2 separate regions of the Homo sapiens genome follow, and region 1 is linked to region 2. A link is an interaction called in ENCODE POLR2A ChIA-PET data of the cell type or tissue named here. Cell type or tissue: endothelial cell of umbilical vein. All regions are shown on one strand. Links, peaks and the distances in the headings refer to the core of each region. The heading gives the core; the rest is flanking DNA. Region 1 overlaps GARS1 (glycyl-tRNA synthetase 1). Region 2 overlaps MINDY4 (MINDY lysine 48 deubiquitinase 4).

The links. Peaks named below come from ENCODE experiments on the same cell type or tissue, not always from the same donor. Only the 100,000 strongest peaks of a DNase experiment are listed, where the experiment ranks them.
Region 1: POLR2A ChIA-PET joins it to region 2 with 11 read pairs; 2 of 35 experiments call an interaction of 5 or more read pairs at or near these places.

Annotation. Positions count from the first base shown.
Region 1 is chr7:30,601,982-30,610,542 of GRCh38, forward strand. GARS1 (glycyl-tRNA synthetase 1) reads left to right here. Exons shown (of 17, transcript NM_002047.4): 5 at 1,053-1,141; 6 at 1,515-1,591; 7 at 7,604-7,749. Among named protein-coding and RNA genes, the nearest start is that of GARS1, 11 kb to the left of the region's middle. In endothelial cell of umbilical vein, for the core only: no CTCF peak of the experiment used is centred there; no DNase peak of the experiment used is centred there.
Region 2 is chr7:30,883,098-30,891,655 of GRCh38, forward strand. The region is part of intron 17 of MINDY4 (MINDY lysine 48 deubiquitinase 4); the gene reads left to right. The region is part of intron 19 of INMT-MINDY4 (INMT-MINDY4 readthrough (NMD candidate)); the gene reads left to right. It also overlaps the pseudogene OSBPL9P6. Among named protein-coding and RNA genes, the nearest start is that of AQP1, 24 kb to the right of the region's middle. RefSeq lists an enhancer at 947-1,848. In endothelial cell of umbilical vein, for the core only: no CTCF peak of the experiment used is centred there; DNase peaks (open chromatin) are centred at 3,864 and 5,834; H3K27me3 peaks cover 2,068 bases.

The DNA of each region.
Region 1 (8,561 bases), core at 131-8,130, 280 kb before region 2:
CCATGTTAGCCAGGGTGGTCTCGATCTCCTGACCTCGTGATCCGCCCGCCTCGGCCTCCCAAAGTAGGGCAGAATTTCAGAATGTGAAACTGAAAGGAATTCTTTTATTTATTTATTTATTTTTTGAGATGGAGTCTCGCTCTGTCCCCCAGGCTGGAGTGCAGTGGGGCGATCTCTGCTCACTGCAAGCTCCGCCTCTCGGGTTCACGCCATTCTCTTGCCTCAGCCTCCAGAGCAGCTGGGACTACAGGCACCTGCCACCGTGCCTGGCTAATTTTTTTGTATTTTTAGTAGAGACGGGGTTTCACCATGGTCTCGATCTCCTGACCTCGTGATCCGCCTGCCTCGGCCTCCCAAAGTGCTGGGATTACAGGCGTGAGCCACTGCGCCCGGCCTGAAAGAGGAATTCTTGCCATTTTGTAACTCGTCATTATTCATTTAAGGTTGACTGGTGGAGAGCTAATTTTTACTATTGGCATCCGTTAGGTTCTCTTAATAATTTCAGCCAATGAAGAGGAGGAATTCTGAATGATGGCTCTATAAGATCAGGACTACCTATCATTTTAGCTACTTGTTCCACCAATAGGAACTTTGTAGAGATAATACCAATGTCAGTACAGGTTTCAGTGGCAGAAAACACTTCCCTTAAGGTTCAATGTCTATACTGAGCTGCCATGAATTCTTAACTAGTCAAATTCCCAGTGATTTTGGCCTTTGCTTAGATCACTAATAATAATGGCATAGGCATGGATTAATTGATCCTGAAGAATAGTACAGACTTTATGACAACTTGTAGAAAAGAATTGTCTTTTTATTGTCTAGTTAATGTCTTCTTTCTTATGGGAAGGAAGAATGTGGGAGAGGGTGAGAAATAGATTTGAGGAAGAATTTTCTCTGGCATCCATTACTGTCATGGATACATCATTACTATAGATATGGGAGCTTCCATCTTTGAGATGGATATAAATATTGATGGGGAATTATCTTATAAGGTAATATCTATGTGTAATTTGTATGAGAATGACAAATTGGGTTGGCATTTGTTAATTTAGGACCTCTGGCCATGTAGACAAATTTGCTGACTTCATGGTGAAAGACGTAAAAAATGGAGAATGTTTTCGTGCTGACCATCTATTAAAAGGTGAGGTTCTTCATCTCCTTCAGGTAGGATTGATCAAAATAAAAGGTTTAAACTTTCTCTCAGATGTCTTTCATTAAATTTTTTATTGAGGCATAACATTCAAAGAGCAAAGTGCACAGATCTTAAGTATATAGATCAAGTCCTTTATTTTTTAAAAAAGTTATATGTAGATAATTAGTTATATACAGATAATTTTTCTAATTAGCAAATGAATCAAGACAATACCATGACTGCTGTTGTAAAATCAACTGTGGGATTCATGTAAATTAAGAACTTTATGCTTGGATTTACTTTTTAATTGTCTAGCATTGAAACTGAAAAGTGCATTGTCCTTTTTCCCATTGATTGATATATGTCAACACTGTTCTTACAGCTCATTTACAGAAATTGATGTCTGATAAGAAGTGTTCTGTCGAAAAGAAATCAGAAATGGAAAGTGTTTTGGCCCAGGTGAGTACTCTAGAGATGTTATCAGAGTAACCTAGGTGGTCGCTGTCCTTCTTTCAGTGTTTAATGACTGTTGCATTTCCCATTATGCTGACCCTGGCCACATTGTAATGAAGCAGAGGTTAATTCTGTCCTGTATAGCGTCTCTTTTTTTGCATTTTTATTTTCTTCTCTCTTTTGTGACTAACCCTTTATTTCAGCCCAAACTAACAAGTCCGTGTTAATAGGCATTCAATTTGTCTGACCTTGGAAACTACTTTTCTGGATTTAATAGCTAAAACCACAGGAGTGACTGATGATGGGTAGTGTTCAGCACTGGTGTGGAGACTTCGGGGCAGATAACTTGATGAGCACTTTCTCACTGGCTACTTGATCTGCCTCTGCTTGGACCCTGATTTCATGCTATTATTCTTAGAACCTCATGAGCAGGTCCTGACTTTTCTGTCCTTGCTTTTCTCAGTTTGCCTATAGGCCTAAAGTTTTATAATTTGTATAATATTTAAGCTGACAAATTTTAGAGAAGACAAAAAAGAGACCACAGAGATAATTTATTCTGACCTTTTACCAATTGCAGGAATACTTTCTATATTAGAAGTAGTTCTTATCCTTTTGTTGGGTCACAGACCACCCTAAGAATGTGATCAAAACTGCACGTCTCCCTGGGAAGATGCATGTGCTCATGTATATATGTTGCTGGTGTCTCACCTCATCTGTTGGCTATTCCGTTTAGGCAAAGTACATTTCTCCAACACCATGTTTAGTCATGAGGTCTACTGAGGCTCACCTCTTAAATTTTATTTACTTCCTTGGGCAAAAAACAAAAAACCAATACTGTGATTATACCTATTTTCTTTACACCGATCTCTCTCTCTCTCTCTGCCTGAATATAGAACTCCCTAATATGTTGTTTTTCATGGGAATTACTGGATACTTTTCCACTGTTGTCCTAATTTTTTTTTTAGCATGCTTTTTTTCTCTGTGATAGTTAACTTTCCAACATAGCTAAAATAATTTCTCCTTCTTCATTTACATTGAAAACTTTCTTAATTTGGCTGTTGAATCATCTGCTGATTTATTTTGATACTTGTGGAGTGTAATTTTATCCCTTGCTTGAAGCTCATTGTTTTAGTAATTACTCATGGTTTAGAAAATTATTTCTTACATTTTGATACTGTTGAAGCCACACGTTCATCTCATTTTCTTATCCAAAGGCATGCCCTTTATTAGAAAAAATGGAAAATGCCTCTAAGTATCCCTAAAATTTTCCATTCAGAATTTTAGATTTACTGAGGTTTTGTGTATATGTTTTTGATCTTAACAGTATTATTCATTTCCAAGTACGTTGTCAGAGTTGGGAAGTAACTAGTTGATTTGACAAGTCAATTTATTGTTTGAGCATTGGCCTTCTCTCTTATTTCAGATCTGTGTTCTAGGAGAGCAATTTGTTTTTTGACTTGCCATATCAGATGCATGTACAGCTGTCAATATAATCTTCAATGAAAAGTAAGGGACCCATGGGAAATGGTGTAGCACTCAGAAATGGCCCTGGTGGATTCACTGGCTGAAAGCCCATCTGTTGCTTAAGCACAGAGTAGCGTTTTCTGCACCTTAGTGTCTGACTCCTTTTCAGCTTTATGAAGCATCATTGTTTCTTTAAAAGGCCCTGATTCACCTTCTGTGGTAGGAAGACCTCTACTCCTATTATGTGGATTTAACAGCTCAGAACGAATTCTTTTGTTTCTCTTCTCTGTCTGTTTTTGTGGCCCATCTCTGGATGTTCCAGTTTTAAAAACCATTTTTAACTTGTTTATGAAAAATTCAAAACATACAAAATTTTATATGTTAAATAAAAACATAATAAACAATTATGTACCTATCACCCTGCTTCACTGTTAGATTTTTTTGTATCTATTCCCCTCTCACTTTCCTGACTTCTTTCCCCTAATTCTTTGTGTGTGGTAGGGTGGGGACAGAGCCCCACTCTGTAGCCCAGGCTGGAGTGGAGGGGCACGAACATGGCTCACTGCAGCCAGGACCTCCTGAGCTCAAGAATCCTCCTGTCTGGGCCTCCCAAAGTGCTAGGATTACACATGTGAGCCATGGTGCCCAGCCTGAATTTTTTTGAAGCAGATCTCAAACATTATTTTATTATACCTGTAAATTTTTCATTATCTATCTCTAAAAGAGAAAAATCCTTTAAAAATAAAGGATTTAAAAAATCCTTTTCAATCCTCTTACCTTGGGAAATGTTAATAATTTAATATCATCAAATATTTGATCAGTGTTCATGTTTTCTAGGCTGTCTTAAATGTTTCCAGTTTTTAAAATTTGAATTGGGATCCAGATAAAGTCTATACTTTGTGATAGGTTGATATGTTTCTTATATCTCTTCCAATCTGTATGGCCTTCCTTCATTCCCTTTTCCCTCCCCGCATTTTCATTAAAATTTTTTTCAAGAAGCTGAGTCATTTGTTCCTTACTGTTTTCTACTGTCTGGATTTGGCTAATTACGTTATTGTAGTGAGGTTACACATGTTCATCTTTTTCTCTATTAGATTTAGAAGCTTGACCAGGTATTTTTGGCGAGACATTTGGTTAAGTGGTGTTATGGACTTCTGTCCAGAGCTACATAGTACCTGGTTAGCTCTTCTGTGGGCTGTGGCCATTGATGTCCATTGTTTAGATGCATTAACTGATGAGGGGATTTCAAAATGGTGATTTTTGTCATTGTTATTCTTTTTTTTTTTTTTTTTTAGCTAGACTATTTCTATATGAAAAAACTTTCTATCAACTATTTGATTTAACTGAGACACGATTTGTAAAGAAAGGTGAGAATAAGTGCTTCATCCATTCTCCCACCCCTTGTCTTTTTAAACCTGTTTTCCATTAGTTGGTTCCCTAACATCCTTCAGAAATGCACGAGTTCCTGCCTGCCTTTTCGTTTTTTCCTCCTACTGTTGTGAACTTTAGATTCAAATATTTGATATTCAGTCAGTTGCAGTTATCTTATTGGTGGTTAAATTGTCCAGTCTTTGGTGACTAGGAGTTCTCTGCTGAGTCCTTTTGACACAGCCCTTGTAGTCTCTGAAAACTTCCTTTAATATGACAAGATATTGCCATCTCATCTTATACATTTCCTGTCCCAGACTTGGAATCAGACATTTCTCCAAGGAGCCCTGGTACTTGGTACTTATTAGTGGGGATGGTATTGATCACTAATTATAAACCTTGTCAGTGATCTGAGCTAGGAAGTTGATATTTTTTAAAAGATAAACTTTTCATGAGTTAATATAGATACTTAATAGTTAACTTAAAGTTAGGTTTATAGGGTTTTTACTATATTAATCTTAAATCTCTCTCCTTTACCCTTACCAAAAATCGCAGTTCTCAGCAACAAAACATAATGATTGATGTGCCTTATCTCCCACTGTATACGTTAACAGTCTCAGAATGACAATACCAACACCACCATCAGCAATATGAATGTTGAAAACAGTTAAAAACACTTTTATTGTTCTTTTCTTTAGGGATATGCCAGCACTGTGTAGTCTTACAGTCTGATAACTGTATTTAAAGTCACTTGGAGTCATTCTCTCTGTGTGGTTATGCCATCAGCTAGATATGCAGTTAGTCCATATATTTCATTTTATTTTCAGTATTCAGGGTTTCCTTTTTAAAAATTTGTTTTATAATCATATAGCACAATAGCAAAGACTTGGAACCAACCCAAATGTCCATCAATGATAGACTGGATTAAGAAAATGTGGCACATATATACCATGGAATACTATGCATTCATAAAAAAGGATGAGTTCATGTCCTTTGTAGGGACATGGATGAAGCTGGAAACAATTATTCTCAGCAAACTCTGACAAGGACAGAAAACCAAACACTGCATGTTCTCACTCATAGGTGGGAATTGAACAATGAGAACACATGGACACAGGGTGGGGAACATCATACACCTGGGCCTGTCGGGGGGTGGGAGGCTGGGGGAGGGATAGCATTAGGAGAAATACCTAATGTAAATGACGAGTTGATGGGTGCAGCAAACCAACATGGCACATGTATACTTATGTATCAAACCTGCATGTTGTGCACATGTACACTAGAACTTAAAGTATAATAAAAAAGTTAAAATTTGTTTTATAATCATATAAAGCATTTTTTATACCTCTAAAGGCAAATCTAAAAAACAAGGTATATTTAGTCTACTATCTTTCTCTTCCCTTTACCTTCCGTCCTTCTGCTTCCCTGCTTCCTGAGCAGTTTTTAACTTAAAACAACTTCCTTTTTTAAAAAAATAGAATATAAACAAAGACATATAGATATTTGTATGCCCTCCTTTCTAGATAAATGGTTGCATTCCATACACACTTTTCTCCATTGTGGTTTTCTTCACATAACAAAATATTTCAGAGATTGGTCCCTCATAGTATATAGAGATTGCCTCCTTCCATTTTATAGCTACATAATTGGGCATTGTGTGGATATATTTTACATAACCAGTTGTCCACTGCTGGACATTTAGGTTATTTCCCATCTTTAACATTACAGATAATGCTGCATTGAATAATCTTGTGCTTATATCTTTTCATGTTTTTGCTATTGTGTCTTTGGGATAGATGCCTAGAAATGGGACAAAGGATAAATACAAATATAGTAATGTTAGATATTGCCAGATTCCCTTTCCCAGGGGTTTTGCTTTCTATCTGTATTGGCAGAATCTTTTTCCTCCTGATTTCTTTTTAAATTATGCCTTTTATTGGAAAACACTATATATTCTTGAATTACCTGGGAAATAGATGTTCCTCAGGCTCTTTAACTTTCTACTCTAGTAGGACCAGCTTATATTTATGGTACCCGTGTCTTGAAGTTCACTGGAACAGTTTCCTCATTGATCCAGCCTCTTGGGTAATTGTATAATGTTATTTTGTGGATTCCTCCTAGAAATTCTGTAGAAATAGAGTCTAGAAGGCTTAATATTTTAAATTGCACATTCAAATCTGGAACATGTTGTTAGTGTGAGTGGGTTGCCTTTTTATGGAGTGGAAATACCATTGGATTTATGAGGGTAGCAAATATAATTGCTCTTTATTGAGTAGTTATTATGTACCAGGTCCTGCCTGTGCTAAATACTTTACATGTTTTGTTTAATCTTCATCATATTCCTGCATAGCAAGGTAGAAGCTGTTCTCCCCTGTTCTTAGAGAGGTTAGGTAAGAACTTAATCTTTAGTCACACAACCCATAAGTGGTGTAGAGTTGGGAGATACGCCAAGGTCTTTCTGAACTCGAAGCTTCAGTTATTATGGCCATTAATTGATTTACTGAATTATTTTGTTTCTGTTAGGAAACTTTTAAGTTTTAAATACTGCTTACTATTAGATGGTTTGTCATAGTCACTTGAAATTCTTAAATTGGAGGGCATACATCATTTTACAGGATTTGGCACTGATGATCAATGTATAGAATGTGCAATACACTGGAAAATGCTGAGGTGAATAAGATACAGCTTCTGTCTTCTAGGCGCTTAATATCTAATGGGAAAGGAAAGTTCAATGCACATTTAATTACTCCATTGAGGAGAGGGTGGTGGCTATTAATAGTATATTTGCTTGACTGGATCTTTAAAATACAGAGAAATGCAGAAATGCACCTTAAATATGTTCAGAGTAGTAAAATTCAGCTTTGAAAACTTATTTAGGTAATTTCAGATTCTTGCCAACCAATAACTATTATAATTGAATAAGAGGTATTTTGCTTTATCTTTCACTTTGAAACAGTGACTATATGAGTTTTAGGTCCCAGAAGGATATTTTTTTCTCTCTTGATAAATGGAAAGTGAATAAATTGGTTATGGTTTTAATGTGGGTGTCCTGAAGGTTAGGTTAATTGTGATGTTCCTGAATTTTGTGTGATTGTAGCAGTGGATGGCTAGGGTTATATATAATACTTTATATCTTATGCCTTGTTTTCTCTGTCTTTTACACTAATTTCTTTATATGTCTTTTAGCTTGATAACTATGGACAGCAAGAACTTGCGGATCTTTTTGTGAACTATAATGTAAAATCTCCCATTACTGGAAATGATCTATCCCCTCCAGTGTCTTTTAACTTAATGTTCAAGACTTTCATTGGGCCTGGAGGAAACATGCCTGGGTATGTATCACTTATTGTTTACCTGTTTATGTAATGAAGTTTTTAAAATTGCTTATATTAAAAGGTAAATATCAATGTTATGAAGGAAAAATTTTTAAAAAGTGATATACAGAAGTACAGATGAATGTATTATGGAGAAATAATGGCAGAAATAAATCTTTTAAAAAATTCTTTCTGAATATAATTTCTTTTTTGGCATATATGTATTTTTTTGGCATAAAATAAAGTCTCTGATCACTATATCTTCTAGTTATAGCTGCATAGGGTAGAAGGGACAGTTGAAGAATGGTTTTAAAAGCCGTTGAACTTATTGCTGAAGGATATTTTAGAAACCATTTAGTTTAGCATGCTACTGTCCAACGGAACTTTCTGCAGTGATGGAAATGTTCTGTAATGTGTGTTGTCCAGTATGATTAGCTACCAGCCACATTTGGCTCTTGAGCACTCATAATGGGTCCAGTTCTTCTGAGGCACTGAATTTTAAAATTTATTTCATCTTAATTGAAATTTAAATAGACATCTGCCTGGTGTCCTACCATATTGGACAGCATAGGTATAGCCTGTTGATTTGAAAGATGTGGTTTTCATGGATAAAGAATATCTGGTTAGTTTACAGTATGATTCAGAATTGGAATCTTTATCTTCTGATTCCTTGTCCACTGTTTAACAGACTTAGCCAGTGTTCCATTTCATAGCTTTAGATATTTTTCTATGATAGGGTAAGAGAGTAAGTTTTTCCTACATGAGCTAGATAGATCGTGTTTCCCAGAGTAGGGACTGAAGAATAAGAAAAATTAATTGTGACAAAATGT
Region 2 (8,558 bases), core at 1-8,000:
ACCCTGATTCAAAGAGGTGTGGTGATTGGAAAGACACAGGTTTCTCCACTCGTGGTCACTGGGGCCCAGGTTCAGGAGTGTGTGGTCTGCAGTGGTGATGCGTCTTTAGACAGCTTCTGAGACTGCCTTCATGGTTGGGGGTGGGGGCTAAATGGGCACCTCTTGAAGCCCCTCCTCCCTCAAGGCAGCAGCAGCCAGATGTGGCAAGTACCGTTAGGCCCGAAGGAGGCAGGACAGGGGTGCTTACCTGAGGGTGGGGGAGGCTTGAGCAGGATAGGAAGCTGGGAGGCCTGGCCCAGCCTGGGGGTGGCAGGAGGTGCTGCCTGGAGCGACACCCTCTGCTTGCGGAGGAGCCGGAGGAGCAGCTCCGCCACTCTGAACACTGAGCAGTGTGCCTCTGGCCTCAGAGGCAGGTGGGAGCTTCAACTCCTCTGACCCAGCCCCTCTGTATTTAAGGGGAGGCTGAGGCTCAGGCCAGGGGAGGGGAATGTTCAGTAACTGGGGTGAGTTGGGGCTCACCTCCTTGCTGTGTTCTCTGAGTGGGCCCCTGGGCTGGTGGTGCGGTAGCTGTCAGAAGTGCTCCCCTTGCCCCGGCAGGCCCTTCACAAAGCCCTTGGGGCATGACCCAGAGGCCTCAGCGTGCATGAGAGGAGCAGCCCGGGAGGGAGAGGCCTGGATCCTGGTCCCTTCTGGGGGAGCAGTGGAACTGGTAACCTTTATGAGTGTGGGCTCTGGAGAGAAGTCGCCTGGGTTCCAGCCCTGGTGTTGCTGCTTCTTGGTGTGAGCCACTGGACCTCACCTTCCTGCACCCCACTTTGTCATCTGTAAAATGGGGGTGATGCATACCTTTCTCACTGGACCTTGTGAAGAGTGTCTGGGACGTTACTAAGTGCTCCATGGTGTTTGTGCTCACGATGATGACCTCAGCCACTCCTGATTTGGTGTGATCTCAGAGAATCTCCATTTCTCTGCCTGTGAAATGGTTGGGGTTGTGACGGGGGATGCAAAATGGTGAGGCCCTGCAATGCTTACTGCCTGAGATCCAGGGGGCACAGCAAGCTTAGGGTTGATGCCCACCACAGGAAAGCGAGCCCTTGAGAGGAGCTGCAGAGAAAGAGAAATGTTCACATGGTGGAAACACCAGGAAGGGGAAATGGGAGGAGCGCCGAGACATCCTCGACATGCTTTGTCCGTCCGTCCGTCCATCCGTTCGTCCATCCACCTGCCCGCCCCCTGAGCCAGGGATGAAGCATTCTTGCAGGGTCATGTGCTGGTGCTTCTTTCGTCGGGAGGATTAAGGGCACCTGCAGGTCGCTTTCCTTTCATGTACAAAGGGCCACTCATTCAAAATGATGAGAGAAAGGCAGCAGTGGGGACAGGAGGTGACACTAGCCTTGGCATCTGTACAGGACAGCGTGGGAGGCCACAGGGCATCCTTCCTGCAGGTGGGCCTGTTGAGCAGGGCTCCAACACCCTGGACACAGCCGCAGCTTGCCTCTGGACTCCTGGGACCCTCTCTGAAGGCCTCCGTCTGACTCTGTGTCTCTCTACCCCTCCCAGGGGGTGGCCCACCACCTGAAACCTCTCCACTGCCTCTTCTGGAGTAACTCCTTTTTCTCCAGAAATTATTCCACTGCATGACTCACCAAGCACCTCCCAGCGTGGGCCCAGGATTGGACTTCTTGGGCTCAGCTCTAATTGACAATTGTTTGAGATCGACCTGGGGCCTTGGTCTGCATGGAGCTTAGTCCATGCAGAGTGAGAGTCTTAGTGTGTGGACACGGGCCTGAACCTCCTCTTCCTCTTCTATTGGCTGCCTTCATCTCCCAAAACTTCCTTCCCCTGCCCCTTGTTCACTTGCAAGCAGGTGACAGTGAGGTTATGTGGGAAGCAGAGAGGCTGCATGATTTGGGCCAGGGCCCTGCCCTTCTCTGCCCTCACATCTGCTTAGTGTTGTGTGAGCTTGGACAAGGCTGAGCCCCACCATCTCCTTGAGCAGTCATGCATGGAAAATAATTCTATTTGTGTAGCACACAGGGGCTAAGAGGAGCCCATATGCATTTGTGGCTCATGCTTGGGGAAAGTTTGCTCCAGAGCAGTGGCCTTCAAGCTTCAGGGGCATCAGAGTCACCTGGAGAATATGTTAAAACACAGATCACCACCTATAATCCCAGCACTTTGGAAGGCCGAGACGGGCAGATCACCTGAGGTCGGGAGTTTGAGACCAGCCTAACCAACATGGAGACACCCCATCTCTATTAAAAATTAGCCGGGCATGGTGGCACACGCCTATAATCTCAGCTACTTGGGAGGCTGAGGCAGGAGAATCGCTTGAACCTGGGAGGCGAAGATTGCAGTGAGCTGAGATCATGCCATTGCACGCCAGCCTGGGCAACAAGAGGGAAACTCCGTCTCAAAAAAACAAACAAACAAAAAACCCAAAACCAAAAAACACAAAGCGCCGTGCCCCACACCAAGGGTTTCTGAGCTTTTTATTCAGTAGGTCCAGGGTAGGGCCCAATAATTTGCATTTTTAAGGAGTCCTCCAGTGATGCTGATGCTGCTGGTCCCAGGACCACACTTTGAGAACCAGGTAAGGGCAGTGCCCACCCCCCCCCCAACCCTGCTGCCTTGTGAGAGTTGGGTATCAAGTGAGGCATTGATTCTCTGGCCCGCCATAGGCACTGGGCCAGGGGAACCTTCTTCCTGGCTCCATTAGCTATCCCCTCATCCCCAGGTCTGTGTTCCATGTCTGCGAGAACTTTGCTGACACCAGCTGCCTGCCTGTTCCACTTCCCCCATCAATCCCCCATCATGGTGGGTCCACCTTGGCAGTTGTTCCTAGAAAAGCTGAGTGGGTGAGTGGTGAGTGGGAACACTGCCCCCATACCCACCAGGTGACATACCACTGCAGTGGGAAACAGCAGGCTTAGGGGTAAGTCCTGCTGTCTGTAGGAAGGCCCCACCGTGTCAGGAAGGGGATACACGTGACATCGTGGCATGAGCTCAGGTCATTTCAAAGGCTGCAGTGAGAGCCCAAGCTCCTGATAAGATGCAGCTGTGTGCCCACAGCATCTTGTCCATCTTGCTCGGTAGGTGGGGCTGCAGGGTAGGCCAGTCTGGTGGGCAGGTAGAATTCCCCCACATCAGGTCAACCCTCATAGAACCCCTGGGCTGGACACCATGGAAGAAACAGCTGAGTAAGACTTGGCTCCTGCTCTCAGAGAGTTTGCCATCAGCCAAAAGTCAAGTTTGGAATCAACCCTGTTACCAGTCCAGGGAAAGATGCACCACCCACCCTTAAACCCAGCTCTGTTGCCCTGCAAGAACCCCCAAGCCACACAGCTGGCTGTCTGGCAGCTTGCTTGGCTCTACAGAAAGGCCTTTGGGCACCCCCTGTTATCACCTCTTCTTTTACAGACAGGGAGATGGGGGCCTCCAGAATGGAGGTCCGTGTCCCAGCCACACTTTGAGTCACAAGCTCCAAGGACTGTGGCTTACGCTTTTGCTGTCCCAGCCCATTGGAAGGTCACTTAGTGGGCAGTGACTTCCCACCACCTGGCTTTGTTGCCTCGGTGACATTGCACAAGCCCAGACTGCTGGTTTCGCCTTCAGAGAAGAGCATCCTAATTCAAACCATCCCAGACCCCATGTGTCTCTGCGCTTTGCTGTGACGCAAACCTCGGCCTGAGAGAGTCTCCTGTTACCTTTGCTTGTGTCAGGAATGTGGGATCTGTCCCCTGCCCCCTCCCACTGTTATACTGTAACCATCTCAGCAAAAAAACAGGCTAATTTATTATGGTCATTTCCAAACGAGACACACACAGTGACCTCTCTCATGCTTCCAGCCTGGCTAGAGTGAGAAAAATGAAACGGTTGTCAACAGTCCAGAGAAAAGAGGAAAGAACTCATAACCGGAGCCTGGGGCTGGGGCACAGATGTTTCTGTTCGGAGGTGCAGACAAGAAATTGAAAATGTAATTCCAGCTGGGTATGATGCCTTCGAGGGGCAGAGGCAGAGCCCCCGCCTCCCTCAGCTACCCCCACTCCCTGCGGAACCTCCCGTTCAGCTTCCATGCTGACCATTTTGCCCAGGCTCCCTGTCCACAGTGCCTCCCACCCATCGGAGGAGCATTCTCTGGGCGCTGTCACTCCCCACTGTCCATGCCAGCCCTCTTCTGATGCCCTGCCCCCCACACACACCTGCCCTGTGCTGGCTCTGCAGTCATCAAGCTGTGTGAGCTCCAGAAGGTCTGGTTCTGCTCCCAGCCTTAGTTTCCCCATCTGTCCCTGGGGTCTAAGGATCCCTCTCCTGAGCTGCTGTGAGGTTGAGAGAAGAGCTGTGGAAGCACTGCCTTTCCTGTGAGCCACAATGGCCTCTGGGCATGCGTTGGGGAGGAGGAGGAATCAGGTGGTGGCAAGTTGGGCCAGGGCTCAGGAGCAGGCAGAGAGGAGAGTGCAAGGCAGGGCTTTGAAGCGTGAGCCAGCGAGGACCATGGTTTCCCTGCTGAGTGCCTGGGAGGGCGGGGCCACTCCCTAAGCAGGCGTCCAGGAGGAACAGCTGGCCTGGTGGGGGTCGTGTTCATGCAGCAGCACCCCCACCTGCCACCTCCACCTGGAGCCCAGGCTGCAGGCACTGGTTAAACCAGCTTTGCCTTGGAGCCTGGCCTGGGTGCTGACGGGGACCCGCGGGTGGCAGTCAGAGAACACTTCTGCAAAGAGGAATCTGGATCTGATCCTGCAGGATGGCGGACTGGGCAGGGCCCAGCAGGGGTTAAGGCCCAGGGGTGAGGGATACCCACGTGGCTCATCCTAGAGCTGCTCCTCATTCCGAATGGCTGGAGCACGGGAACGGAAACTTTCACACAGGCCTATTTGTCTGGAGATTTAAAGCATACAAGAGGCGTCCCTGGATGCTTTTCTACCAGTCAGGAGCTTTGAACTCAGGCCTGCTGTCTTGTCCTGGCTGACACAGGCTCTATCAGGCACCTTTTTCCCCATGAAAAACACTGGGTCCATCAACGTTGAAAAGCAGTTAAGGCAGGTAACCACCCCTCTGTTGCAGTGATGCCTCTGGGGGGACAGGGCCTTATTTTCCACCATGAAGTGCCTTTCTCTGTGATTTTAAGTTGACTTGAGCACCAGGGACCATGGTGTTTTTACGGAGCGAGTGGTCTCAACGGGACAATTGTGTGCCCCTGGGGTTATTTGCCAATGTCTGAGGACATTTTTAGTTGTCACAGCCCTGGGAGAGGATGCTAAACATTTCATAATGCACACCACGGTCTCCACAACAAAGAATTACCCAGCCAAAATGCCTTAGGTACCGAGGATGAGAGACCCGGCTATAAACTGGCTGGCTGTCAGCCGCCTCCTGCATTAGCACTGATGAATGAGTCTGGAACTTTGATTGTGTCTCTTCTGCTCCTCAGAGGTGTTTCCATTTCATCCCTCCCCTTTCTGTGCCTGTCCGCAGTTGTTGGTTGCATATGCAGAGCCCTTCTTACTTGTCCTTGTAATCGACTCACAAGCTTTCAGAACCATTCCAATCGGGGAACGATTCGATTCGTCCCCTACACTAGCACAACATGCGTCATGGCTCAGCCCTTTCAATTTTTAAAATGTCTCTGCTTTGATTTTCTATTGTAATTGCAAACTGCTTCCCTCTGGTGTTTCCAGTACTCTCCCTGCATTTGCCCCTGTTGGCTGGATGGAGCGGGTTGGTTATGTCTGTAGAAAGCCTCAAAACCAAGCTCAAACTCAACAGCCTGATAGTAAGACTCAGCCACTGTGGTGACACAGATGTTGTCTAGTGGTAGATGAGTGTGACTCACCCCTGCACTGAAGCAGCTTGCCAGGATTCAAGGAATTTGTAACTTGGGAGCTCATACGAGGTACTTCAGTCTTTCTGAGTGGGGAGGGTAAAGGCTTGAAAAGATAGAGAGGGGCGGGGTGAAGGGGCCTGGGGACCAGGCTGAGAGCAGGCATGTTGCTCTCCTTCCTGCCTCCCTTCTGCCACCCTCTGGGAGTCTGGATTCAGGATGTGTTCCTTAGTGTCCAAGATTTCAATGCTTGCCCACAAATCTTAATAGAACAATAAAAGCTTTTTAATGACACACTCCAAACTGCAAAGATGATGAACAGAACAAGAAAATTGAAAATCTCAAATGCTCATCGTGTTGCTGCAGATTGCTAAGGTGCTTTTAACCCAGCAGATGTAATAGATGAACTCAGTACCCAGGAGCTGGGGTCAGCACAATGCCTTCCCAGCCTGCTTACCTCCAGAACCTGCTCAGTTGTATAAGCCAGAGCAGTGGCCATTTTCCTGCTGGTTGGACCTATATTAGCCAGTATAGGACATCATCAGACTCCACCCCCAAATAGTATCAGCAATGGGCACTCACTGCCGAGGAGAAGTCTGACTTCACCAAGCCAAGCCAGTTTGTCTCCAAATACGGCACCAGTGTCTCTTATTTGAGCAGTGAAGATGAACGCTCTGATATGGATAAATTCCATCAAAGTGGCTCAACCCCAAAACCCAATAGACTCCTCTGGATCTGCTTGACACACAGAAGCCCAGTAAATAGTCTGAAGCACTTGGATAGCATAGAAGCACTTAATTCTTCCACATCCAATGGAGTAAGTGATGATGCTGGCATTTTCACTTCAAAACGATTGATGAAGGGGAGGTGGGGTTGTGGATGAACATGAAAGTGTTATCATATACCTCTTGTCACAGGTTAGACTGGGAATGGATCTCACCAAGGTAGTTCTTTCAGTATTTATTCTTGAAATATCTTTTAAAAATGTATGCAGATATTTTTGCACATCCAGATCTGTTTCTAAGCATTTATGACCAGAAGGATCCCAGGAACCAAATGGTTCAGGTGATAAAAGGGTACCTCTCAGCCTTTCATGCAGGCAGAAAAGGATTGATTGCCAAAAGGCCATACAACCTGATTTTGGGTGAGATCTTTCAGCATCACTGAACATCACCAAATGACACGGAGGAGGACGCAGAGAAAGTTTTGGACACAGTTGCCCCAAACAGTGTAACATTCCTGGCTGAGCGTGTTTTCCAGCATCCACCTGTTTCAACCTTTTATGCCGAGTGTTTTAACAAGAAGGTACAATTCAGCGTTCCTATTTGGACAAATCAAAATTTCTTGGGTTGTTGACTAGGGAGCACAACGTAGGGCAGGACTGCGTCTTGTGTCTAGACTAGGATGAACGTGACATCCTTACATTCCCCGATGGTATGCACGATCTATCCTCACAGTGCCCTGGGCAGAGCTAGGAGGAGAATGCAATATTAATTGTTCCCAAATGGGCTGCATGCAAATAACTTCCACACCAAACCTTTCTATAGGAGCAAGAAGCACAAAATTGCCATTAAGATTTTTTTCTCCAAATGACAAGAAATCTTTCTGCTCATTCAAAGGGAAATGGAATGGTGTAAAGTATTCAAAATATGCAAGGGGAAAATTTAGTCTTTACAGATACCAAGAGGGAAGTGAGTTGGAAGAACGGAGTGAATATGAACCTTGCTGCCTTTGGAAGGGACACTTTCAACCTAAAAATTAGAGACTTTGATGCAGCAATTGAAGGAAAGCACTGACTTGAAGAAAGACAAAGAGCCGAAGCCTAGGAAAGAAAGAAAGAGATTCAGTGGAAGTTTAGGCTATGTCATAAACATGGGGAACAGTGGGTTGAGGATGAACCATTGACTGAAACCTCTTGGTGGTTCCAAGCCTTCTGTTGGAAAATGCAACTGTGTTACTTTGGGAGAACCTGTTCCCACCCTTCTCATCGCAGTTCCAATGTCAGGAATCCTCGACTTTCTGGATGTAGATGTACAATTCAGTTGAAGTGAGAAAAGCTTCCCCTTTTTCTTCCTCCATGGCAGTTAGATTTTCTTCAGAATTGAAGAAAATCTTCAGGTTTTGAAAACAAGATGTCTGTTCCCTGCCCAAACCTCATACTTTGAAAAGCATTTATGAATTCCAGCCTCAAACTCTGCACTGTAGAACTGCTGTGAGATATTCAACATCTGTTTCCTAGTTCATATATAGTCTTAGGATATCTGTATATGTATAATATACCTAGTGCCAGATTTTACGTAAACACTCCATCTGCTATAAATTTGATTCTTCTGAGTGTTTTTAGAAAATTAGCACCATGTGTTAAAATCAAGTGCTAGGAAATGTCATGGTCTCACCTACAGTAACTTTTCGTTTTGCAACTGAACTGTTATTCAGTTGTCTCTAACCCTGGACCACAATTTAGTTATACTCCGTGCTTCTTCAGGTTAAAAAACAAAACAAAACAAAAAACTGTCGTGTTACTGCAGTGCTCACAGCCATTCACTACCTTTCTGTGGCTCTCAGTAAAGCCCAGAACCCTTACAAGTTCCTGCCAGCTTCCCGGCCCCTCCCCACCCTCTGTCCCCATTGTTTCGCACTCAGCCATATCTAGGACTGCACAGGTGCCTCTAAAGTGCCAACCATTGGGTCCTAGTGGAGAGCGGCTGGTCCAGATGTGTGTGGATCATTCATGTCA